2 separate regions of the Homo sapiens genome follow, and region 2 is linked to region 1. The links are chromatin loops, found by intact Hi-C in ENCODE. Cell type or tissue: mammary epithelial cell. All regions are shown on one strand. Links, peaks and the distances in the headings refer to the core of each region. The heading gives the core; the rest is flanking DNA.

Region 1 (12,232 bases), core at 2,381-10,380:
TTACAGCCCTTTAACTTAAATCTAGTAATTGTGCCTATCAGAGTTCTGAAGAAAATAAGACTCAATAATCTAAGCTACTAGTTCACGCAGATCATCTTAAAGCAAGATTTTCCACAGACCTCACATATCGAGGTGACATGATCCTTTTCTAAAATGAAAGAGCTTCGCTAGAGCCCAGAAGTTCGAGACCAGCCTGGGCAACATAAGTGAGACCCCGTCTCAACAAAACAACAAAAAAAAAGTTTTTTTTTTAAATTATCCAAGTGTGCTGGCATGCACCTGCAGTCCCAGCTACTTGGGAGGCTGAGGTAGGAGGACTGACTGAGCTCTGGAGGTCGAGGCTGCAGTAAGCTATAAGTACGCCACTGGACTCCAGCCTGGTCAACAGAGCAAGACCCAATCTAAAACAAAAAACAAAAAACTACGAAAACATATTCCACAAAAAAGATTTGTACATAAGGACTGTATATAAGATTGTTTCTAGGCAGACATTGAATGCTAATTTCTTCGTTTTTTAAAAAAAATGAAATAGCTTAACTATAACCATCTAAACTACAAAGTATCTTTTTTAAGTTCTAAAATATTAGGATTTATAAAGTAAATAAAATTCTATGACAGCATGGAGCCATTTTCATCCAGGATGTTTGGACACCCTTCTCCTTTTTTTGAGACTCCATCAAAGAAAGAAAGAAAAGAGAGAAAGGAAGAGATAAAAAGAAAGAGAGAGCTAGCTTAGCAAAAATCATCTAAACTACAAATTATCTTAATTCTAAAATATTAGAATTTATAAAGTAAATAAAATTCTGTGATGTGGTTTCTCTAGTTAAGGGCCTGGGGGACTTACACAGCTGTTACGAAGACATTATTTAAAAAAATCTTCAGTTCTCCCTGGGGGGCAATTGGATTGACAATTGCAATTCCTTTGTAACCAATGGGCTTCTGTGTGAGCTGTTAGACGCACACTGGTATTCGTTCAAGATGGAAAACCAAACAACATGGACACAACCCATGACAGCCTTCAAAGTTCTGTCTGCATGACCAATCAGGTCCTTTGGTTGAAATCCATGACCAATCAGGTCCTTTGGTTGAAATCCATGACCAATCAGGTCCTTCGGTTGAAATCTATGACCAAGCAGGTCCTTGGTTGAAATCCACGTTGGCCAGGCTGATCTCGAACTCCTGACCTCAGGTGATCCGCCCGCCTCGGCCTCCCAAAGTGCTGGGATTACAGGCGTGAGCCACCGCATCCGGCCAGAGTGTGTTGTTTTCTCATTGCAGTCCCTAACTTGCCCTGAACCCTCCCTTACCCAGGTAGCCACGAAGCATCTGGTGACTGAGGCCTGGGAGTGAGCCCTGGAGGTTCTGGCTGACGCTCTGCCGTGACCCACTTGGGGCTTCTGTGACGTCCCCTTCAGCCTGACAAGAGGACCCAGTTCTCCTCTGTGCTCACCCTGAACAAAACAGGTCCTAGTCTGGGAAGGGCGCCAAAGAGAGATCTTTTCACTGGTTTCTGTTCCCTGTCATTTTTGGGGGAGGGTGGGCTGGGGAACACAAACACCCAATAATTGGAAATTGTCAGACATACAAAAAAGAAATGTAATTAGTCATAAACCCTATTTTAAGGTTATATTTGCACTGCCATTTTAAAATGAGAAAACACTAATAACATTAAAATGAAGTCTTTGTTAAAAGTAACCATGCATTGTTCAAATTTCCATTTGTTCTTTGTTTGACAATGAAAAATCATTCTAAATTAGTTCCATACACTTACTGTGAAACACAACAGTTTATTCCTGGGTCACATTCTCCCCCTTCTGTGGTTTATATAACTTCTCTTTGTTCCGCAAATGGCAGTACAATGGCAAACAAAATAAAATGGAGTTTATTATGAAAATGGATCCATTAAGCTACCTAAGAATAACATAGCCCTACAACTCCTGCACTTGTAGAGGGACACGGGTGAGATGAAACGGACGTCAGTACCCCTGCAAGAATCACACAGATAGGCCCCTCGGTGCACCTGGAGAGGGAGGCCACAATGGCAAATAATAGGAGACACAGCGATGCCCCACTCCCTTCTTTCCCAAGAGCTGCCATTTCTGCCCTTGCTGGATAAGCTCAGTGTCTCACACAGCGTGAGCGTCCACTAGATGCTGGCTTGGACAGGCGATGCTGAGGGTTCCCATAGACGGCACTCTAGTAGGGCTGCTCAAGTCCCTCCTCACAATCCAGAGGATCTCACCTAGGCAGGGCCCATGGTCACTCCCCAGGAGAAGAGCCAGGAATGTCCCCATCAAGCAAAACCCCTGGTCTCCAGCTCACAACTCAAAACCCAAGCAAATGAAGGAAAAGCTCCTGGGACCATCAGGACTCATAACGACCAAGGGTCAGTCATGGTATCAGGAAATCGTAATCCTGGCTCAGAAAGGTTTTAAATACAGGGAAGCAGAAGGCTGGGGCAGCAAAGGACACTACTAAGAGCAAGCGACTCACAGGGCTCACCCGGAAGGCATTACAAACTGGAATTCCTAAAAGAGTGGTTGCCAAGCTCACCCAGAAGAGGAGGTCCCACTGGTCCCTGAGTCTGCTCCAAACGGCCACGCACAGCGTGGGCATCCTCTCCCCTGCTTTCCATTGCTGTACAGAACCTGACCTGGGACCAGAGAGAAGAGGGTCCAGGGAAATGCTGCTGAAGGCTTCGTCTCTGCAGTGGAGAGAAAGTCGGAAGGGGCAGCACCCACCCCTAGCTGCCCATAGATGACCAGGCACAGGCACCCACCACCGACACTGGCACAATCCCCCAACATGTTCTCAGACCAGACCAAGACCCTAGCCGAGCCCAAGGATGCTGGCTAATCAAATAGTAAACACCTTTGGCCAGATTATCCTTAAAAAGTCTCTGGAATGTCACCTTCAGTCTCTGTAGTCTACTTTCTAACATACTTCTGAGCCGAAACCACGTGAAAAGATTTTTCTTCTGACTACAAGGCAGAACAATAAAAGTGACCCTCTGAGTCAAAAACACCACATGAAACTCACCTCCCGCCTCCAACCCATCCCTTCCGCATCCTTCATGTCCACCGTCCCTTTACCAACAACCAGCTGATTCTTCCAGACTTCAAAATCTTTCAGATTAACCCAGAAATATCGATAAGGGAGGCCTTTTTCTTAGCTTATGTTGTATATGTTTTTCTGTTTAGGCTACTGCTATAAAGAACTATCCACCAGCCTGGGCAACAAGGTAAGACCGACCCTGTTTCTACAAAAAATACAAAAGTAGACGGGCATGATGGTGTACACCTGTAGTCCCTGCTACTCAGGAAGCTAGGGTGGGAGGACTGCTTGAACCCAGGAGTTAGTGGCTGCAGTGAGCCGAGATCACACCACTATACTCCAGCCTGGGTGACAGAGTGAGACTGTGTCTCAAAAAAAAAAAAAGAACTATCCCGAGAGTCCACTGTTGGGGGCCGAAGTGGGGGTGGGGACCCTTGGCTGCCATGTTCCTGGGCCAGGAACATGGACTGGATGGCCTGCATGTCAGAAGACTGGTGACATACAAGGGTCAATAAATAAAAACAGTTAATATGATAAGAGCTGTTACTGTTATTGTTAGAAAAGAGGGGCACAGCCAAGGAAAGGGGAGAAAGCTGAAACAAACCATTTGACTTGGATGGTATCATGATTTTTATATGAGATGAATGGATACATAGATACGAGCGGGACAGATGGATACAAAGAACTACAAACGCATGTGTGCCCGTGTGTGTATGTACAAACATATGTGTACGTGTAGGGAAGTACATGCATATGTTTAATTTCCTAGCTATGCCAGGCGCGGTGGCTCATGCCTGTAATCCCAGCACTCTGGGAAGCCAAGATGGATGGGTCACCTGAGGTCAGGAGTTTGAGACCCAGCCTGACCAACATGGTGAAACCCCGTCTCTACTAAAAATACAAAATTAGCCGGACGTGGTGGCGCATGCCTGTAATCCCAGCTACTAGGGAGGCTGAGGCAGGAGAACTGCTTGAACCGGGAGGCAGAGGTTGCGGTGAGCCAAGTTCCTGCCACTGCATGCCAGTCTTGGCAACAAGAGTGAAACTCCGTCTCAAAAAAAAAAAAAAAAAAAAAAAATTCCTAACTACGCTGCTTGAGAAGTCCTTGTAGCCGTAATAGCCCAGTAGCGTGAACACACCTAATACTTAGATCCTGGTTTCTAAAAACCACTTTCTACTAAAAGGAACCAGGGCTTATTGGAGAAATGGCTGATTCCAGGGCTGGAGCAAGGAAAGTTCCGGGTGAGCCTAGAACCAAGAACTAAACATGTGGCCGGGAGCAGTGGCTCACACCTGTCATCCCAGCACTTTGGGAGGACGAGGCAGGCAGATCACCTGAGGTTACAAGTTGGAGATCAGCCTGGCCAACATGGTGAAACCCCATCTCTACTAAATATACAAAAATTAGCTGGGTGTGGTGGCGCACGCCTGTAATCCCAGCTACATGGGAGGCTGAGGCAGGAGAATTGCATGGACCCAGGAGGCAGAGGTTTCAGTGAGCCATGATCACGCCATTGCACTCCAGCCGGGGCAACAGAGTGAGATTCCATCTCAAAAAAAACAAAAACAAAAACGAAAAAACCTGGCCAGGCATGGTGGCTCTCACCTGTAATCCCAACACTTTGGGAGGCTGAGGCAGGCAGATCACGAGGTCAGGGGATTGAGACCATCCTGGTTAACACAGTGAAACCCCGTCTCTACTAAAAATACAAAAATTAGCCGGGCGTGGTGGCGGGCGCCTGTAGTCCCAGCTACTCGGGAGACTGAGGCGGGAGAATGGCGTGAACCCGGGAGGCGGAGCTTGCAATGAGCAGAGATCACGCCACTGAACTCCCACCTGGGCAACAGAGCAAGACTCCATCTAAAAAAAAAAAAAAAAGAAGAAGAAGTAAAGATGTGCTCAAAGAATGACATGAACACATCAAAAGAACACAGGGGCCAGCTTGGAGGCGCTGCTTTTGGCCAAATCTGGGACAATCTGGGTATCGAAGCAAATGATAATGGTAATGAATTATAACCCAATGGGTAAAATAGGAGTCTATGAGTGTATTGATAGGAAGGAGAGAAAGACAGCAGGCAAGCTCCAGCTTGCAGTGGAATGCCAACTAATCAATGCAAAAGAAACAATGCAACTAGAAACATCACCATTTGGCAATGCTCATACTAATTCCCTCAGGCAAGAATCATCCCAGGATGCTAAAACAAATGGGCAAAAAGCTTAATGAGAAACAGGATATTTTCCGAGTCCCCAAAAAATCTCCCCACCAGAAACAGTACTTTTTAACTGATAATTACAAAATACCAACAAATTAATTTTACAGTGGAGAAACCTGGTAGACACCACCTCAACCAAATGATAAGTTAACTTCTCCAGAAATGGGACTGATCAGACCTGTGTGCGTTCCTGTCGTGACAACCCTGCAGGGACTCTCCTGCCAGGAACCTACCACCTGATTCTCATCATGAAGGAATATGAGACCAGCCCAAACCGAGGGACATTCTACAAAGTAACTGGCCTGTTCTCTTAAAAAAATGTCAAGGTCGTGAAAGACAGAGACGAAGGAACAGCCCCAGATTGAAGGAGACTCGAGAGCCATTGACACAGACGGCGCCTGTGGTCCTGGGCGGGCTCCGGGGCCTCTGCATTTGGTGGCATGGTGTGACAGTGCCCACGTCCTGATTTGGGCAGGTCGGTGCAGGCTATCCGGGACAGCGTCCTTGTTTTTAGGAAACCCACACAGGAGAATCTAGAGGCACTCTCTGCAGTCTATTCTCAAATTATTCCGGAAAAAAGGGATGTGTGTATGTGGAGAGACAGACAGACAAACATGTCGGAATGTTAATTCAGGGAATCTGGGTGAAGAGTATTTGGGAATTCTTTATACTGTTTGGGAGCATCTCTGTAAATTTAAACTTACTTCAAAATTAGAATATAACGCCACCAAAACCCCCTCTATCACTCACTCCGCATTCCTAGATAACAACTAGTGTGGAATTCTGTTCTTTGAATCACTAGATATCAACTAGCGTGTAACTCTGTTGTTTGAAGCCACCTGGTTTGAGGTACTTTGGTACAGTAGCCCTAGGAAATAAATATGCTACTCAAAGAATATTGAATGTGGCTTTTTCTACAATACTAAAATCTGACCTACCATGTTAACTTAGTAAGGCAAACTGCTGGGGCGGGGTCCCGTTTCAGCCGAACGCATCTGACAATGCCTTAAGTCACACATTGCATAATCACAAGTTGCTTCTTGACATGAGCGGCTCTTCAAGTGCACGGGGAACAACAGATTCTTTGTCAGGGACTCACAAGAGTCACATGCTGTTATTCTTTTCTCCTTAAGAGACAAACTGATTTTTTAATCACTGAGAGCCTATTACATGCGTGGCATAGTTTTAAGATGTTTTGACATGTCACACGTAAACGATAGTAAACATGTCTTGGAAGAGGGGCTAAGATGTGGGACGAACGTGATTATTCAATGGGCATGCGCTTCCGGCCACGCATCACACGCACATACACCAGCGCGGTTATCCATAACTCTACCATTTCAAGTGAGCCGCAAGAGACTGTAAATCGCAGTGAAGTGGGCCGTCAGGCAATGATTACTAAATAAGCATGGGAAACATCTAAGATTAACAGTGAAGAGAGAAGATGCGTTTGGAATGGAATCCTGGAGACAGTTAAGTTACCAGGTGCTTTCACAGTCGTTTTTTCAAATTCAGTCACTGAGACATAAAATAATATTGATCTTTGAGAAGAGCTCTCGACGGAAACAGCAGTTGGCAGTGTCCCCAGAGCACTTGCCCTTCCTCTGGAGCGCTTCACGTGCGAGCCCGCCGTCTATTTATAACAGTTGGGCACTTGTCGCCACAATGGCTGATTGTGTGGCCCAGCTGTCTGTGTCTATCAAGAAGGGCAGGAGTGGACAGCCTGCACTTTGATGTTTCCCTTTTTTGGAGACTGAAAATAACATTTTTAAAAAACTGCCAACCGGCAAGGTCACAAAATATTTTTGGATGGCACGGGGACCCGATTGCAAAGCTGTGGTTCACATCAGATGCGGAGGCCTGGGACGCAGCCAGTGAGCCCCATTGCACAATATCCTGCTCATGCCAACTTCAAAAGTTATTTGCCTCGGAGAGCTCCCAGACGACTCTTTCTCGGTAATAAAACACAGCATTTTAGAAATTTGCAAGGGTCTTCTGGATAGGGCATTACCCAGAGGAGCAAGGATTTCCCTGGCCACTCTGGTTACAGTTGCAACCAGCAGCCCCAGGCCTCTTGCCACCCTTGCCCCGCCCCACCCCACATCCCTCACCCCCACTCCACAAACTCCTGCCCTTCCCTGATGAGCTCTCAAGCACTTACCAGCGACACGCTACATATTTTTCTAATGCATGTGTCAATTTCTTGACTCGCCCATTCTATTATAGATGGCTCACGAAAGCAGGATTAGCGTCTGTTTTGTTCACTGATGCAACCACAGAGCCGAGAATAGTGCCTGGCTCACAATATTTACTGAGTGCATACTTGTGGAATTAATTAATTTAAATAGCAGAGACAATGGGATCAGGAAACACATGGAAATACCGATGACCAGTATTAGATGTCAGGGTTCTGTCGCCCTTCCCTCCGCCCCCGACGAAGATCCCAGCTTTGTTTACATATTTGTGGTGCACAAAAATAGAAATGGACTAAACAAAATTCCCGATTTTCCCAAACTGTGGTGGATTGCAGAAACCAAGACTTCGCAGGGCTCGGTTCTGAAATGATTTTCACTCAAACCATCTTCCTGAAACTCTTCCTATTACTCTCTGCCCATTTCGCAAACCTTCTTGCTGGAGGTATTAGATACGGGAAGCACCTGTAGTAATCAACAAGTATGGCTCTGATTAAATGGATTTTTTTCTTTTTTTTTTTTTGAGACGGACTCTCGCTCTGTCACCCAGGCTGGAGTGCAGTGGCACAATCTCGGCTCACTGCAAGCTACGCCTCCCGGGTTCAAGCAATTCTCCTGCTTCAGCCTCCCGAGTAGCTGGGACTACAGGTGCCCGCCACCATGCCCGGCTAATTTTGTATTGTTAGTAGAGACGGGTTTCACTGTGTTAGCCAGGATGGTCTAAATCTCCTGACCTCGTGATCCACCTGCCTCGACCTCCCAAAGTGCTGGGATTACAGGTGTGAGCCACTGTGCCCAGCCGAAATGGATATTTTGAAAATCATCAAGTTATACAAAAGAATCCCACATGCTGTACAACACCACTCGAGATTTTAGGGTTTTTGCGGGTTTTACATCAGTAGATCATGAAACCCTGACTCTTTAATTATTATGTAAATGAAATTCAACAACACACTCACACCTCAAAAACTCTGGAAGGTCAGAAAGAGGCAGAGAGCAGGGCCCCCGCGGAAGGGGAGGCACACAAGGCAGACAGAGGCAGAGGAGGTGGGAGTACAGGCCCCAGCACTGTGGTAGCCAACAGCAGAGCCATTCTTCCACACCGGGAAGGGCCCCCAGGCCTCAGGAAGCCAGCTCTATTCAGCAGATTTCACAAGTGAAAAAGCCTTTTTAGATGTCTTTTGGGGTCAGGCGTGGTGGCTTACACCTGTAATCCCAGTACTTTGGGAGGCTGAGGCGAGCAGATCACTTGAGGTCAGGAGTTCAAGACCAACCTGGCCAACATGGTGAAACCCTGTCTCTACTAAACATACAAAAAATTAGCTGGGCATAGTGGCACACACCTATAATCCCAGCTACTCGGGAGGCTGAGACAGGAGAATTGCTTGAACCCAGGAGGTAGAGGTTGCAGTGAGTCAAGATCAGGCCATTGTACTCCAGCCTGGGCAGCAGAGCAAGACTCTGTCTCAAAAAGGAAAAAAAAAAAGGCCAGACGCGGTGGCTCACACCTACAATCCCAGCACTTTGGGAGGCCGGGGTGGGGGGATCACGAGGTCAGGAGATCGAGACCATCCCGGCTAACACGGTGAAACCCCGTCTCTACTAAAAATACAAAAAAATTAGCCAGGCGTGGCGCCGGGCGCCTGTAGTCCCAGCTACTTGGGAGGCTGAGGCAGGAGAACGGCATGAACCCAGAAGGCAGAGCTTGCAGTGAGCCGAGATGGTGCCACTGCACTCCAGCGTGGGCGACAGAGCGAGGATCCGTTTCAAAAAAAAAAAAAGATACCTTTTGGGAACAATTCCCCAGCAGAACAAAGGTGCCACTTCTAAGTATGAGGAATTCCTTATCAAAGATGCCTGAGCCTGCAAGACAGCTCCCACAAGTACAAGCGCTGCAACGACTGGGTGACTGCGCGTCTCTGGCAAGCGGTTTTGAAGCCACTTCCTTAGCTCCCATAGACAGGCAGTGCTGGAAACACACATGCAGGGAGCTCCCAGCCGGTGTTGTGCGATACAGAACCCGAAAGCTGCGCCCTCCCCGCAAGGAGGTTGTCTATAGAAAATTCTGTGACATCAGGATTCTTCAATAATCTCTTCAACATCAGCTCTCAACATATTTATAGAAGATCTCCAGGCCCAGCAGTTTTCCTACCTGTGCAAAATGCTGTGGCTTCAAAGTAATGTTTTGTTGTGTTTTGTTTTGTTTTTGAGACGAGTCTCACTCTGTCATCCAGGCTGGAGTGCAGTGATGCAATCTCAGCTCACTGTAACCTCCGCTCCCGGGCTCCAGGGATTCTCCTGCCTCAGCCTCCCAAGTAGCTGGGACGATAGGCGTGCACCACCACACTTAGGTAATTTTTGTATTTTTAGTAGAGATGGTGTTTCACCATGTTGGCCAGGCTGGTCTGAAAATGCTGACCTCAAGTGATCCACCCACCTCGGCCTCCCAGAGTGCTGGGATTACAGCCGTGAGCCACCACACCCAGCCAAAGTAAATTTAAAAGGGGCTTTCGTCCTCCTAGGAGTCAGAATCAGTCCTCACTGTAAGAAGCAGAATTCTAACCTCAAAACTGGTCTCCTGGGAACACTGGAAAGCAGTGCGTGATCCGAAGGGGCAGAAATGACTGACACTCTCAAATTCCCCTCTGCATCATGGGCACTCAGCACTGTGCCTAGTGCATAGTAAGACTTCAACAAATATGTGCTGTTGTTATAATTCGGCATGACGATGGAGGTGCAGAGGTTTACCTGTGTTTTTATTATCTCTGGTTGACAAGGCGGCCACACCCAGGTTGCCTGTTCTGAAGCTGTCTCAAGACAGTGACCATCACCCAGGCTGAGGTCCAGGATGATGTGAGTGCAAATTGCTAAAGCTCTCCTTCAGGTGCCAGGCCTGCCATGACACATGGCGAGTCCTAGCAGAGGTCAGACCAACAACTCAGTTCTTTCAGGTAACCTGTACTGATGAAACCGCCCCCCCCCCCCCCGCCAATCTTACTCTTCTGTTATTTCATGTCTATGAAGGGTTTTGGCATAAAAAAAACAAAAAGCCTCATTTTAAAAAAATCTACAATTGTTTAGGTTTTTGTTTAAAGAGAAGCGTCTGGTTCTGTTGCCTAGGCTGGAGTGCCGTGGTGCAATCTCGGCTCACTGCAGCCTCCAACCCCTGGCCTCAAGCAATACTCCTGCCTCAGCTTCCTGAGTAGCTGGGACTGTCCATCTTTTTTTTAATAACAGCTTTATTGAGATATAATTCACATACCGTACAATTCATCTGTTTCCAGGGTACAATTCAGTGGTGTCTAGCATATTCACACAGGGCTGTGCAACCATCACCACCATCAACCTAGAACACTTTCATCACCCCAGAAAGAAACTCCGCACCCGGCTGCAGTGACACCATCATCCTGGCTTATTGTCGTTTGTCCGCCGGCCACCGTTCTGTCTCTGTTTCTTTCCCAACACCAGCCTCTCTTTTCACGCACTATCTCCCCGCCAGCCCTGCTCCCTGCATTCTGTAGGAAATGCTTGGCTCCTACAGTGGTTGACGAATACCAAAGCTTCTGTGAGCACGCCAGAGGGCCCCCACAAAGCTCTCTCCTCTGTCTGAAACATTACTCTGAAGGAGTGATTTCTTGTTCATTCTGAATAAGGATGACGACACCAGGAAGCGGAGGCCCGGGGAGCATTTACGGCGTGTTCTCGATGTGTGAGCACTGTGGCCAGCACGTTCCAACCCAGTGCTGCAAGAGTTGCTCCCAGCCCCACTTCAGAGATGAGAAAACCAAGGCCCAGGGAACCCAAGGTCACAAAGGACTCTAAGAAGGAGAGTTGAGTAATCCCAGCACTTTGGGAGGCCAAGGTGGGCAGATCGCTTCAGGTCAAGAGTTCGAGACCAGCCTGGCCAACATAGTGAAACCCCATCTCTACTAAAAATACAAAAATTAGCCAGGCGTGGTGGTGGGCACCTGTAATCCCAGCTACTTGGGAGGTCGAGGCAGAAGAATCGCTTGAACCCAGGAGGTGGAGGTTGCAGTGAGCCGAGATCATGCCACTGCACTCCAGCCTGAGTGACAGAGTGAGACTCTGTCTAAAAAAAAAAAAAAAGAGAGTTGAGGCTGGGCGCAGTGGCTCATGCCTGTAATCCCAACACTTTGGGAGGCCAAGGTGGCAAGATCACTTGAGGTCAGGGGTTCAAAACCACCCTGGCCAACACGGTAAAACCCCCGTCTCTACTAAAAATACAAAAATTAGCCAGGCATGGTGGCGTGCACCTGTAGTACCAGCTACTCAGGAGGCTGAGGCAGGAGAATCACTTGAACCTGGGAGGCAGAGGTTGCAGTGAGCCAAGATCGCCCCACTGCACTCCAGCCTGGGAAACAGAGAAACTCTTGTCTCCAAGAAAAAAAAAAAAAAAAGAAGAAGAATTGAAATTTGAACTCCAAGCAATGTGACACCAGAGCTCAGGCCCGGAACCCCATGCTACACTGACTCTTGTTGAGAGAACACTCCAAGATGTAATCATGCCTACAATGACGTTGCAGGGGGAAGTGACTGATCCACTACTTTCCTGGAGAACCTGGGAAGGTATGTGTGATCAGGAGGATAAAAGGCCAGGGAACAAGAAAACTGCAGAGAGGAGACCCAGCAGGCAAGATGCTGCAAAAGGTGCAGCGGAACTGAGTCCACCGAGGAGCTAAAAATCCCTCCGTCTTAGAATTCTGTCCTTGCCAGGAAAGGGCTCCTCATCTCCTGATTGCTAATTAACTTTA
Region 2 (12,232 bases), core at 732-8,731, 70 kb before region 1:
GTGCCTGGGATTACAGGTATGAGCCACCGCTCCCGGCCTAATCCATGTTTCTGTGTAACCTAAAAATATCACCGATACCAGCTAATTGCTCACTATCTGCAGTCAGTCTTACTTTTGCTAGTGGGCAGTGTCAAGGACAGATCAAGCCTCTAGGTTCCCTACCCGGCGTGAGGCTCCCTGTTCACATGGCATCACACTCTTCTGCAGGTGTGGGAAATGGCACGTGTCTTCGTGGAAAGGAAAGGGAGGCCTCCCTGTTTGAGAAACGCTGTGTGATCAGTTTCCTTCAAAACACTTTTCCTTGGGGCCCAGTGAGATGTGATTTGGGGCTAAAGTGTCAAACACCATCAGCCCGCCCGGAAGCTCATGCTCACTTGCACCAGAAGGATCATCTCCCACGGCCGTGCTGGTTCCCTCTCCACGGAGTTTAGCACAGTTCCCTTCCTGATCAGCAGCAGCCGACCCGGGCACAAGTCAATTCTGTGTGCCAGGTATGCTTCTCGCATGGTTAGGAAAGGTGGGACAGACGCTTCTTTGTAAAATGTGAAGGAAAATAACTGATTTGGAACTTGATGAAGAAGAAGCCACACTGGCAGGGACTCGTGCCCACCGGGGACTCCCCAGCCCGGCCACTGCCCGGGCGTGAGCATCTGGGCAGGCCAATGCTAAGTCGGCTTCTAAAAAAGCTGGCTCAGGAGAGTAAAAGAGTTCGTGCCTCTTCAAGGGTTTATTTTATTTTATTTATTTTATTTTATTTTGTGACGCAGTCTCGCTCCATCACCCAGGCTGCAGTGTGGTGGTGCAACCTCAGCTCACTGCAACCTCTGCCTCCCAGGTTCAAGCGATTCTCCTGCCTCAGCCTCCCAAGTAGCTGGGATTAAAGGCGCCTGCCACCATGACCAGCTAATTGTATTTTTAGTAGAGACGGGGTTTCACCATGTTGGCCAGGATGGTCTCGATCTCTTGACCTTGTGATCTGCCCACCTCCACCTCCCACAGTGCTGGGATTACAGGCGTGAGCCACCATGCCTGGCCAAAGGGTTTATTTTTAAATTGCTATCCCAAGTGATTTAAAGAAAAGAGAGATTAGGGAGTCCAGGAGAGCGTGGAAATAAAACGGCTGAGCCTTTACTTACGTGTATGTTGGTCTCATATTCGGAGGTGACATGGGAGTAGACGGCCAGTGCGGGAAGCGACACCAGGATGGCCCCGATGCAGTGACGTGGTAGCCAGCCGGCGATCCACTCCAGCAGGCGCTTGGTGCAGGCCATGACGTCCTCCAGGAAGAACACCATCCTGCGAGAGGCATGGGGGTTAGCAGGAGCGACGGGGCCCGGGGTGGGTCATCGGCCAGGAGACAGGTGCGAGGCCGCAGCCAGCGCCGCCCTCTGCTCTCTCCCGTGTTGCCCCTGGGATGGGCGTGAGAGCAGGCGTGGGGTGGGAGTCTACCTCCCTCACTTTTGGTAGAAGGCAAGGAAGCCAGGCTTAGCTCATTGTACCTGATTCTAGGGTCACATGTTGCGTTGTGATAAAATATGCTTGTGAAAAGCACATGCTTCGCTCGCCTAACAGAACACGTGAGAGTATCACAGGCCCTGAGGAGAGTCTCCTGGGGGCCACCACGTTGCCGTCACCGGCTCCCATCAGCTTCTGAGGCAGGAGGTCTTGACGGGGGCAGCTTTGGAGGCGTCCTGGAATTCTGTGGAGCCCGTGCAGTTGTCGCAGCAGAAGAGGCGGTCCTGGCATCTGGTGGGCAGGCGCCAGGGACAGAGCTGTCCTGCATGTGGGCAGGTGCCACCCAGGGAGGTTCTGCCCTGCACCCCACACAGCAGCCAAGCCCCTGGGCACCTGCAAAGGCAGAAGGCTGCTGACAGCATCTTAGCCCAGAGGCTGTGTCCCAGCTACAAACAGGGTGCTCTGTGGTGGTGCTGACACACCCTGGATTTTCTTGGAGCGCAGCTCCTGTGGAAACTGAGTGACAGTGGTCTCTGCTGTTTGGGGCATCATCATCAGTGTTTCAGAAAATCACACCACAGGCTGAACCTGGCTCGTGGCGCTTAGACCACCAAACCCGCACACGCGTGCCGTCTGCATCTGGGCTGTCATGTTCATCGTGCATGTTCACCTCTAGCTGGCGGCTTCAGGACTCTCCAGACAGCGGGGCTCTGTTGTACGTGAGGTCCAGCACCACGTATTTCATTTTAAAAGACTTTGTCCTTCTAAGCAGAGCGACTGTATTCACTGACTCCTTTTGCAGGCGTGTGTCTAGCGGGCTTCGTTTCAGGAGTGTGATGTTGACACAATAAAAGTTTCTGTATAAAGAAGCAGCTGAGTGTGCGGGCCAAGAACCACTGTGAGGAGGAGGAACAGGTCTTGGCTGAGTCCAAGGACCCCTGGGCCATGGTGGGGCCACATGGGGAGGTGAAGAGAAGGTGTGGGGTCCTCGTGGGGAGACAGTCCTTCTCTCAAGCTTGCTGCCAGGGAGCTGGGGATAGGCCTGCTGTCCCTGCCTCAGGAGAGGCTGGGCGGGGGCCGCTGTTGTGACTGAACAGCAAAAAAGCCTCTGGCACAGAGCCCCCCGCCCCCAGCCTTCGGGCCTGAACACCTACCATGCCTCTCCCTCTTGGCTGCGTGGTGTGGCCAGGCGAGGGAACGCTCACTCTCCAGCCATTCCCCACATGGACGCAGGCACAGCCTCACCCTTTTAGGGTCCTGGACAGCCCTGGCTTCCTGATATTTAAAGGATAATGAAGACTTTGGAATACTTCCAAGAATAACCACAAATATGCAGAATACAGAGGCCCTAGGAGGGGGGACAGAGGGAACCAAGTTCCCAGTCAGCAGCGGGAAAGATGTGAGGTTGGAGGGGGCCTTCATGCTGGTCCCTGAGACTGCAGGGATCTGAAAATGAGACCTCACGCCTGCTGGGGCAGAGCAGAGAGGGTGATGCAGGAAGCCTCCTGGAGGCAACGGGCGGGGCCTGGGCCAGTCACTGAGGAGGCGCCTGGCTTTCCTCCTGTACAGGAAAGGGATGGGGTGCCCGTATACCCCACAGCGCAGGTTCCCGTCAACCTGGGGTCCTCAACACGGCCCTCAGAGGGGCCAGGGAAGCCTTTCAGGGTCTGGGCCTCTCCCAGGCTTGACGATTCCTGGTAAATGGAACCAAATCCCACCACAGGCCTGTTCAGGGGTGCAGCAGCCACCACCTTCACCAGATCCTTGGGGAGTATGTCTGTGCAGGCAGTTCCAGCGCACCTCACCCCAGCCCTCGGCAGTCTACACCGGGGTTGCCCTCAATGCTTTAGAATTGGGTCTGAAGGAGCAGGGAATAATAGCTAAAGGGTGAAAGTAAAAAGGAATGGAGACAATGCTGGCCTCAGAGCCCTCAAGACGCTACAGCTACCCACATTAGAGGAAAACCTGGGGGTGGACCAGGGAAGGCAGACCTGGGGGAGTGACTGCCCATGAGGATGGGTTTCTTTTTGGGGTGATGGAGGTGCCCGATAGTTACATAGTGGTGATATTCATACAATTCTTCAAATTTGCTAAAAATCACTGAGTTGTCCACTTGAATGAGTTTATTGTATATAAATCATGTCACAATAAAGCAGATCTTCTTTTTTTTCTTTTTTGAGATGGAGTTTTGCTCGTCACCCAGAATGGAGTGCAATGGTGCGATCTCAGCTCACTGCAATCTCCACCTCCTGGGTTCAAGTTGATTCTCCTGCCTCAGCCTCCCGAGTAGCTGGGGTTACACGTGCCCACAACCAAGAATGGCTATTTTTTTTTTTTTGGTATTTTTTAGTAGAGATGAGGTTTCACCATGCTGTCCAGGCTGGTCTCGAACTCCCAGCCTCAGGTGATCCACCTGCCTTGGCCTCCCAAAGTGCTGGGATTACAGGCATGAGCCACCATGCCCAGCCTAAAGCTGATCTTTTTAAAGAGGAAAAACAAACCAACCAGGGGCCTGAGGATGTCTGGTTTGGGTTCTGGGGAAGTGGACCCTGAAAGGGTTTGCAGGCGACGGCTCCTTTGGGAGGGGTCCCCAGAAGCACAGGAGGGCACTGAGGCAGGAGGGGAGGCTGTGCCAGGAAGAGGGCTGCTCGCTGGGGGTGATGGGGCATGAGCCCACAGGGAGTTCTGGGAAACACTGAGCACACGCCACAGACAGCATGGCCCATGGCGGCCTCGGAGGAAGCTGAAAGGGTCCTGGGTACAGTGCAGGTGGGAAGGAGGGGGCAGGAATCCCAGCCTGCCCACCCCAGATGGGAGAAGCCAGCATTCCGGCGCCTCACGCCAGACTCAAAGCCATTCATTTCTGCCCTGGGATGTTGGATAAGGGCAGCAGACGCTCAAGGTCAGGGCTGCCTCCCCATGTCTGTTTGAAGCCCAGCTCCGGGGCACCGTTGCTAGTGGGACTCTGCTAGGCCGGCAGCCATCCTGTTGAGGGTGACAGGACCACCCAAGGGGCTTGTGGTGCCCAGGACGGGGACCACACAGGGCCACCTTCCTGCTCAGGAATACAGAGCCGCTGCGAGCCCCCTCAGGGAGCCAGGCTGGTCCCGAGGGCCCAGCTTTCCCAAGACGCACCTGTGGTCTATTCGGAGCCTCTGTCCCCTTTAAAATGAGCTGTCTTTTTATTATCAGGCTATGTGTGCTCTTTATCCATTCTAGATGTTAGACCTTGTCCGAGGCCTGATCTGCAAGTGTTCCCTCCCGTTCTGTGGGTTCTTTCTCTTTCTTGATGGTGTTCTTTGTAGCGCAACAGCTTAACTTCTGAGGAAGTTGGGCTTGTCTATTCTTTCTTCTGTTGGCGTCACATCCAAGAGACCACTGCCTGAGGCAAGTGCGTGGAGATGCTGTTTGGCTCCGGTACTCTGAAGAGGCGCCTGCTGTCCCAGGCCCACTACCCCCGCTCATGTCTTTTCCTTTCCTTCCTCCAGATTGTTTCCTATCTTCTCACCTTCTCCTTTGCAGTCTCTGAACCTGGAAATCTGGGGACAAGCTGGCAGCGGTTGGGGCTGTGGAGGCACCGCCCCCTCCAGCGAGGTGGTCCCCCCGCATCTGGGCCAACGTCAGGGAGGGAGGATGCTGGGGCACAGGGCTCGGGGAGGACACGGGGACCCATCTCCAGAAATCAGCCAGCAGGGACAGCTGGCTGGGGACCAGTCCAACCGCTCAGCCATAAGCCATGGAGCCAGAAGAGGGAGCTAACGGCTCAGAGCTGGAGACCCAGTCCACGCGGCGCTTACCTGATGGACACCGCGAGGGACAGCACCTCCAGCAGCAGGGCTGCACTGAAGACCGCCAGGGCGGCGGGCGGGGGAGGCACGGTGGCCGCCTCGTACTTCAGGAAGCAGGTGGTGGACAGCGTCAGAAACACTGTGGTCGACAGAAACACATCCAGGAGGGAGCTGAAGGTGGGACTAGCAAACGTCTTCACGGGGGAGTTCTTTATGACCTGTGTGGAGCAGGAGTGGAGCAGAATGACTGGGAGGCCATGGGCGGCCAGGAGCGCAGTTCAGATGGAGAAACAGGCAACACGTGCGGAGCACTGCTGCTCTGGGCCAGGCACAGGGCAGGAAGGCTCTCGGAGGGCTGTCTCCCTCTACTACCCCATTTAACACTGGGGAGTCCAAGGCACAGAGAAGTTAAACTTGCCCAGGGGGCTGGGCACGGTGGCTCACGCCTGTAATCCCGACACTTTGGGAGGCTGACGTAGGAGGGTCGCTGGAGCCCAGGAGTTCCCGGCCAGCGTAACACAGTGAGACTCCATCTCTACAAAAAACTTTAAAATTAGCCAGGCATGGCAGTGCGTGAGTGTGGTCCCAGCTACTCAGGAGGATGACGCAGGAGGATTGTGTGAGCCCAGGAGTTTCAGGCCGCAGTGAGCTATAATCATGCCACTGCACTCCAGCCTGGGCAACATAGCGAGACCCCGTCTACCAAAAAATAAAATAATTAGCTGGGCATAGTGGTTTGTGCCTGTAGTCCCAGGTACTTGGGATCTGAGGTGGGAGGATTGCTTGAGCCCAGGAGTTTGAAGCCGCAGTGAACTATGATCACACCACTGCAGAATTATACCGTTTCCGAAAACAAAAAAACACAAAAAAAACCCTGCCAGGGTCACAGAGCAACTGATTATGACCCAGCACATTCTCATAGACACATTATATATTTAGCTGCAAGATGAGTTACTGACTGGCGCAGGTGAGGTCCCTGCATCTGTAAGGCAGTTGGACGAGAGCAATGTGCAGGGCGGTCCTGCTGCATGGCGGAGTCCTAGGTTCAGCAGGTGCGAAAGCGGGGCTTCGTGGCGGAAGTGGCCGACGGGGATTTAAGTGGCACATCATCGCCTGGGAACCTACGGGGCCTGGCTCTGTGCTGGGGGCCAGTACACTAGAGAGGCACACACTAGTGTTCGGCAATTGAGGGGGAGAAATAACGATGCTGACACGTCCAAGAGGTGACCAGGCCCAGGCCCTGCAAGGCTCTGGGGAGGTGCGATCTCCATTGACGCTCACGGCACCCCACAGGCAGGAACTACCACCCATCTCGGTGTACAGATTGGGAGGCCAAGGCCAGGGGCTACCCCTAGGGCACACAGCGAACAAGGAGCCAGGCCAGGACTTGGCATGGACCGGTTGACTCCTGAGTGTGTCCCTAACCTAGAGGAAGGTGTAGGATCCAAAGGCAGAGGCTGTGGTTGGGAGAGGAAGGGATGTAGCCAGTTCAGCTGCTTTCCATTTGGCCTTGCAACCTTCTGGCAACCCCTGAGAGGCCATGGGTGTCCACTCAGCATCCCGGCCAGGCTCGGGGCTGAGGGCAGGAGCTGGAGACGCACGGAGCGGAAAGGTCTCCTGGCAGCCCTGGGTGCGGTGTGCGTTCTTTGGGACAAACCAGCTCCGGGTGCCTCGACCACTCCCAGGAACTAGGTGGGAGGGCAGGAGGGGCACTTGGACGGTGGGAGCAAGGCTGCCAGTCAGCCCTGATGCCAGGCTGGACCCTGCCAGGGCAACCTGGGGGTTAGGGTTTGGTTCCAAATTCTCTCCAAGGAAGCTGGAGGCTCTGTAGTGCCCAAAAGGGCAAGTCAGGTCCCAGCCCTGGAATCCCCTCAGAAGGTGTGGGAATTTCTTTTTTTTCATTTTTCTTTTCTTTTCCTTTTTTTTTTTTTTTTTTTTGAGATGGGATCTGGCTGTCGCCAGGCTGGAGTGCAGTGGCGCGATCTTGGCTCACTGCAACCTCCGCCTCCCAGGTTCAAGCAATTCTCCTGCCTCAGCCTCTGGAGTAGCTGGGAGGACAGGCACCCGCCACCACGCCCAGCTAATTTTTGTATGATTAGTAGAGATGGGATTTCACCAAGTTGGCTAGGATGGTCTCTATCTCGACCTCGTGATCTGCCTGCCTCGGCCTCCCAAAGTGCTGGGATTACAGGCCTGAGCCACTGTACCCGGCCAGGTGTAGGAATTTCAGGGGCGACACTGCCCATGCCCACTCACCTTGGCAGAGGCCCACGCACGTCCCCTTTCTGTGGGGCTCCATCTAGTGCCCGTCAGGGGTTCGAGTCAGGGCCGGGTGCATGCATGTGATGTCCCTGAGACATCACTGCCTTGCCCACATGTGAGGCCGGAAGGTTTCCACGTGGGCTGCCGTCCTTCTGAGAGCCCACACCTCCCACCTTCCAAGCCAAGGGCTCGGGTACAGGGCCTTTCCTGATTGGGGCTGCCATCTCCTCTGTAGAACTGCCCCATCCATGGACGCTGCCAGAGGCCCCGCTCCTCCCTCCACCTCCCTTGCAGTCTCTCCTGCCTGCCCTGCTACTTGCCAGAGACACCTGTCCCTGCCACAGCCTCCCCCTCTGGGCCACCCCTGGCCCTGATGCCAGAGGCTCCCAGGCCCATCTGCCCCACCCCTGTGCATCCCGGGAGTGCCACCTGTCCCAGTCCCACTGAGAACGACGCTCCCCCACATCATGACACTCTTTCGCCCTCTCTCCCCATGGGCGAAACCCAGGGACAGTGCCACTGGCTGCCAGGGCACCGTGGGCCAGGCTCCGCCCTGCTCACTACCCACATCCCAGGGCCTCCGGGTGCGGCCGTCCCACCATCATCAGAGCACAGGCTCTGCAGCCGGGCTGTCTGGGCTCAAGGCCACTCCACCATGATTAGCTATGATACCCACGCGTCCATGCCTCAGTCTCTTTATCCAAAACCAGGGATAAACCAGTACTTGCACCTTGTGGGCGGTGGGATGCTCGGCTAAGAACGCACCCACGTGGAGCCCCCAGCACAATGAGTCCCCAAACGCGGGCCAGCTGGGAGGCTCCCTTGTCCTGGCATCTCTCCTTTCCTCCCCACCGGGACCCTGTGGCCACCTGCCCTGAGTTTCGGTAACAGCCTCCCACCTGTCATGTGGCCTCCTGTCTTGTCCACACTCTTATCACCCTCCGAAACTCAGCTGATACATGTTTGTTTTTTTTCTTTTTTTGAGACGGAGTTTCACTCTTCTTGCCCAGGCCGGAGTGCAATAGTGCAACGGCATGGTCTCGGCTCACTGCAACCTCCGCCTCCCGGGTTCAGGCGATTTTCCTGTCTCAGCTTCCCAAGTAGCTGGGATTACAGGCGCCCGCCACCATACCTGGCTAAGTTTTGTATTTTTAGTAGAGACGGGGTTTCACTATGTTGGCCAGGCTGGTCTCGAACTCCTGACCTCAGGTGATCTGCCCGCCTCAGCCTCCCAAAGTGCTGGGATTACAGGCATGAGCCACCGCGCCCGGCCATGTTTTTCTTCTTTTTGTTGGAAGAGACAGGGTCTCACTATGTTGCCCAGGCTGGTCTATCTACTGGCCTCAAGTGATCCTCCTGCCTCAGCTTCCTGAGTAATTGGGATTACAGGTGTGAGCTGTGTGATCTTTGTAACACAACCTGTTCCAGATCCTTCAACAGCTCCCCATGGCCTGTGGCATAAAGTCCATGGCATGGGAGCCGTGACCTGGCCCCTGCCACGTCCTGCCACTCCTGCCCCACCCTGCCCCGGATGCGCCTGCAACTCCCTGGACGAACCAGGCTCTTTGGTATCTCTAACGTTTGTGGGTGCTGGCCCCACTCTCCAGAATGTTCCCTCATCCCACATTCCATTAATTCCTAGTCCCCCCACTGAGGCAGGCTCAGGAGTTCCCCCCTTGGAGCCCCCAGCCTGGGCTTGGTGCCTCGCCGTGTGCTGGGAGGGCACTCGCAGACCTCCAGCTCCGGATGTTGTTTCTAATTCCTGCTCCCCATCAGGCCACGTCTTTCCCCCTTCCCCAGCACCAAGAACAGTCCCTGGCAGAGCAGAGGCTGAGCGTACATTTGGTGCCTGGAGGAAGGCATGGCAAAGGTGTCTGCTGTTTGGGAGGCTCAGCAGTGCAGGGCGAGAAGCGGCCCGGACGCCTGGTTTGGCAGCCAGACCACTCGTGTCCGACCCCGGCTATGGGACCACAGCCACCTGTTCAGCCTTGCTCAGCGTCAGCTCTTTGGTAAAAGGAGGATAATCATCAGCTTCCCTACAGCATTGCTATGAGCATTAAATGAGACGATATTTTGCCTTACGGGCCACCAACCAGCCAACTGCCAACTTGCAAGTCCACTCCGGGAGCCATGTCTGGGACATTAACGGATATTCACTGTCCCTTGGAGGCTGACGGAAGGGGGCACCTCCCACCCCACGAGGCATGAACTGGCTCTACTGGGCTCACCAGGGTCTCTCTAGAGCCCAAGCCAGGACACCACGGAGTTTAATGAAGACCTGCTGGAGGAACCAAGGGAATCAGAGTGAGAAATCCCTTTTGTTCCGGGTGGGGAGGGCATCCACTCTTGACTTGGGAACACTCAGAGGTTAGGTTTGGGCCCAGAGGAGAGAATGCAGTCTGGAAGCCGCCAGGATTCAAACCAGGCTCTAGGTTCTTGTATTATTCCTTCCAGCAACCCCCTAAGGAGCACTTGTGAGCGCTGGGACTCTGCTGGAGGCTGTGAGGAGGGGCTGGAGGAGAGAGATGGGTGTTGGGACTGTGCTGGAGGCTGTAAGGAGGGGCTGGAGGAGAGAGACGGGGGTCCTACCTCACAGAGCTGAGCATCTAGGGAGGGAGGAACACGAATCCAGAACCACACACGGAAAGATTCCAAAATGGGGCACACACGGAGAAGGAAGTGTATGAAGGGAAGTACAATCCAGTCTGCAGTCGGGGAGAGCTTCTTGGAGGAAGTGGGATTGGGTGATGGGCTGAGAAGTCAAGTACAAGGGGTTAAGGCGGTGGGGGCGGGAGAGGGAACATGGAGCCGGAGTTAGAGAGAGAGGTGAAGGCCTCCTGGGCCCTTCTCAGGGGAAGAAAGCAGGGAGGGCAACAGAGAAGAGTCTCACCCAAGACTCCAGGACAGGTGGGACGGGGGCTCTTCCAGGGCAGGTCGGTGGGGAGTTCCCTTCCAGGGCAGGTGGGGGGTTCCCTTCCAGGGCAGGTGTGGGGGATTCCCTTCCAGGGCAGGTGTGGGGGGTTCCCTTCCAGGGCAGGTGTCGGGGTTCCTTTCCAGGGCAGGTGGGGAGGGGTTCCTTTCCAGGGCAGGTGGGGGACCCCTTCCATGGCAGGTGGGGGGGGTTCCTTTACCAGGGCAGGTGTGGGGGCCCCTTCCAAGGCAGGTGGGGGGGTTTCCTTCCAGGGCAGGTTGGGGGTTTCCTTTCAGGACAGGTTGTGGTGGGGGGGCCCCTTCCAAGGCTGGGGATAGCCTGGAGATGCCACGGCAGAGGAAAGGGGCTAGTAATGGCGAGGCTGCGCTTTAAGACAAAGGACTAAAGAAAGGGTTTTTTTCCTCCTTTGCAAAGAGACATTTCATGTACAGTTGCCACTTAGGGTTTACAGAGTGTGGGAAATCAATGTTCGCCTTCGTGTTCCCATCCCTTGGTAAAGCACAAAACTAACAGTGAATGACCATGTGAGAACAACAAACACATTCTTTAGTAAAAGCGCAAGGAGAAATGAACGCACCTCTTCCTGATAGCTGGTCCTGTAGGATCGCTCCAGCTCCTGATCCAGGAAGTTCAGGCTGAACTGATTAATGGGCGGCTTAAAAAAGTAATCTTTCATCAGGCTAGAAGACACAACAAATGCAGTCGATCAATACCCAGCACCATAACTGTGCCAATGTTTTCAGATCATAATTAGCTACCAAAACGCTGCTCATTAGGTATATTACAACAGCTGCGTCTAAAAGCGCCTGTGGAACAGACGCCACTCAGCTGCCCCTTGTTAAAACAGATCTGTGGAAAGTCCTTCGCACCTCAAAGCATAATCATATTTTGTGTTTCACCTTCGTTAAAGAATGACCATCCACCATGATTATAGCACACATCATCAGAACCTTGGTTTTTTGGGGTTTTTTTTTTTTGAGGCAAGGTCTCACTCTGTCGCCCAGGCTGGAGTGCAATGGCGCAGCGATCTTGGCTCACTGCAATCTCCGCCTCCCAGGTTCAAGCAATTCTCCTGCCTCAGCCTCCTGAGTAGCTGGGATTACAGGCGCCTGCCACCGCACCCAGCTAATTTTTGTATTTTTTAGCAGACGCGGGGTTTCACCATGTTGGTCAGGCTGGTCTCGAACTCCTGGGCTCAAGAGATCCACCCATCTCGGCCTCCCAAAGTGCTGGGATGACAGCGTGAGCTGCTGAGGCTTGTTTTTGAAAACACATTCCTAATGTCTAGGATTAGGAGAAGATGAAGGCAGCTTTTCTGTTCTTTGAAACAATCTTTTGTGAAGAACACGCAGATCACTGTGCTGAGAGTACTTACATGGATTTGGAGGCTTCAAACGAAAACATAATTCAGAACCGGCGGTCCTGTCATTCAGAGCACTGACAGTAATTGCCACCGTAAAAGCTAACAGGTTGTTATCACAAAATTGTGTTTATAGTTAGCGTAATTTTGGTGCTATTGTCACATATGCAGATTGCATGTGAAACCTGCAGAATGATAAAGCTCAGTGATTTTAATAGCAGGGAAATCAACCCCGCTTTCCATGACTCTTTCATTCATTTATGAATTGCCAGCAAATAGTAATATCCTTTCTATACTGCAGAAAATTACTAGAAACTAAGGGAACGTTAACATGATTTCAGAAAGCAAATATAGCTGTGTTAGCCTCTCTCCCTCATACAGTGACTATCAGAAGTAAATTAGACGAGGCTGGGCGCGGTGGCTCATCCTTGTAAT

Evidence for each region. A loop is a pair of places that touch in the nucleus more often than their neighbours do. Peaks named below come from ENCODE experiments on the same cell type or tissue, not always from the same donor. Only the 100,000 strongest peaks of a DNase experiment are listed, where the experiment ranks them.
Region 2: a loop joins it to region 1, with 2.3 times the contacts of the local background. A loop is called at or near these places in 3 of 110 quality-filtered maps.

What each region holds. Positions count from the first base shown.
Region 1 is chr16:4,046,606-4,058,837 of GRCh38, forward strand. All of the region lies in intron 2 of ADCY9 (adenylate cyclase 9), which reads right to left. It overlaps LOC124900373 (a long non-coding RNA gene), which reads right to left and starts at 8,015. Exons shown (of 2, transcript XR_007064957.1): 1 at 7,430-8,015; 2 at 3,667-7,216. In mammary epithelial cell, for the core only: no CTCF peak of the experiment used is centred there; DNase peaks (open chromatin) are centred at 5,196, 6,296 and 7,406; H3K27ac peaks cover 2,527 bases.
Region 2 is chr16:3,977,980-3,990,211 of GRCh38, forward strand. ADCY9 (adenylate cyclase 9) reads right to left here. Exons shown (of 11, transcript NM_001116.4): 6 at 11,015-11,117; 7 at 5,253-5,461; 8 at 1,137-1,296. Among named protein-coding and RNA genes, the nearest start is that of TRIDDENT, 34 kb to the left of the region's middle. RefSeq lists enhancers at 3,946-4,469, 4,470-4,992, 9,263-9,762. In mammary epithelial cell, for the core only: a CTCF peak has its summit at 5,207 (motif pointing right); a DNase peak (open chromatin) is centred at 5,222.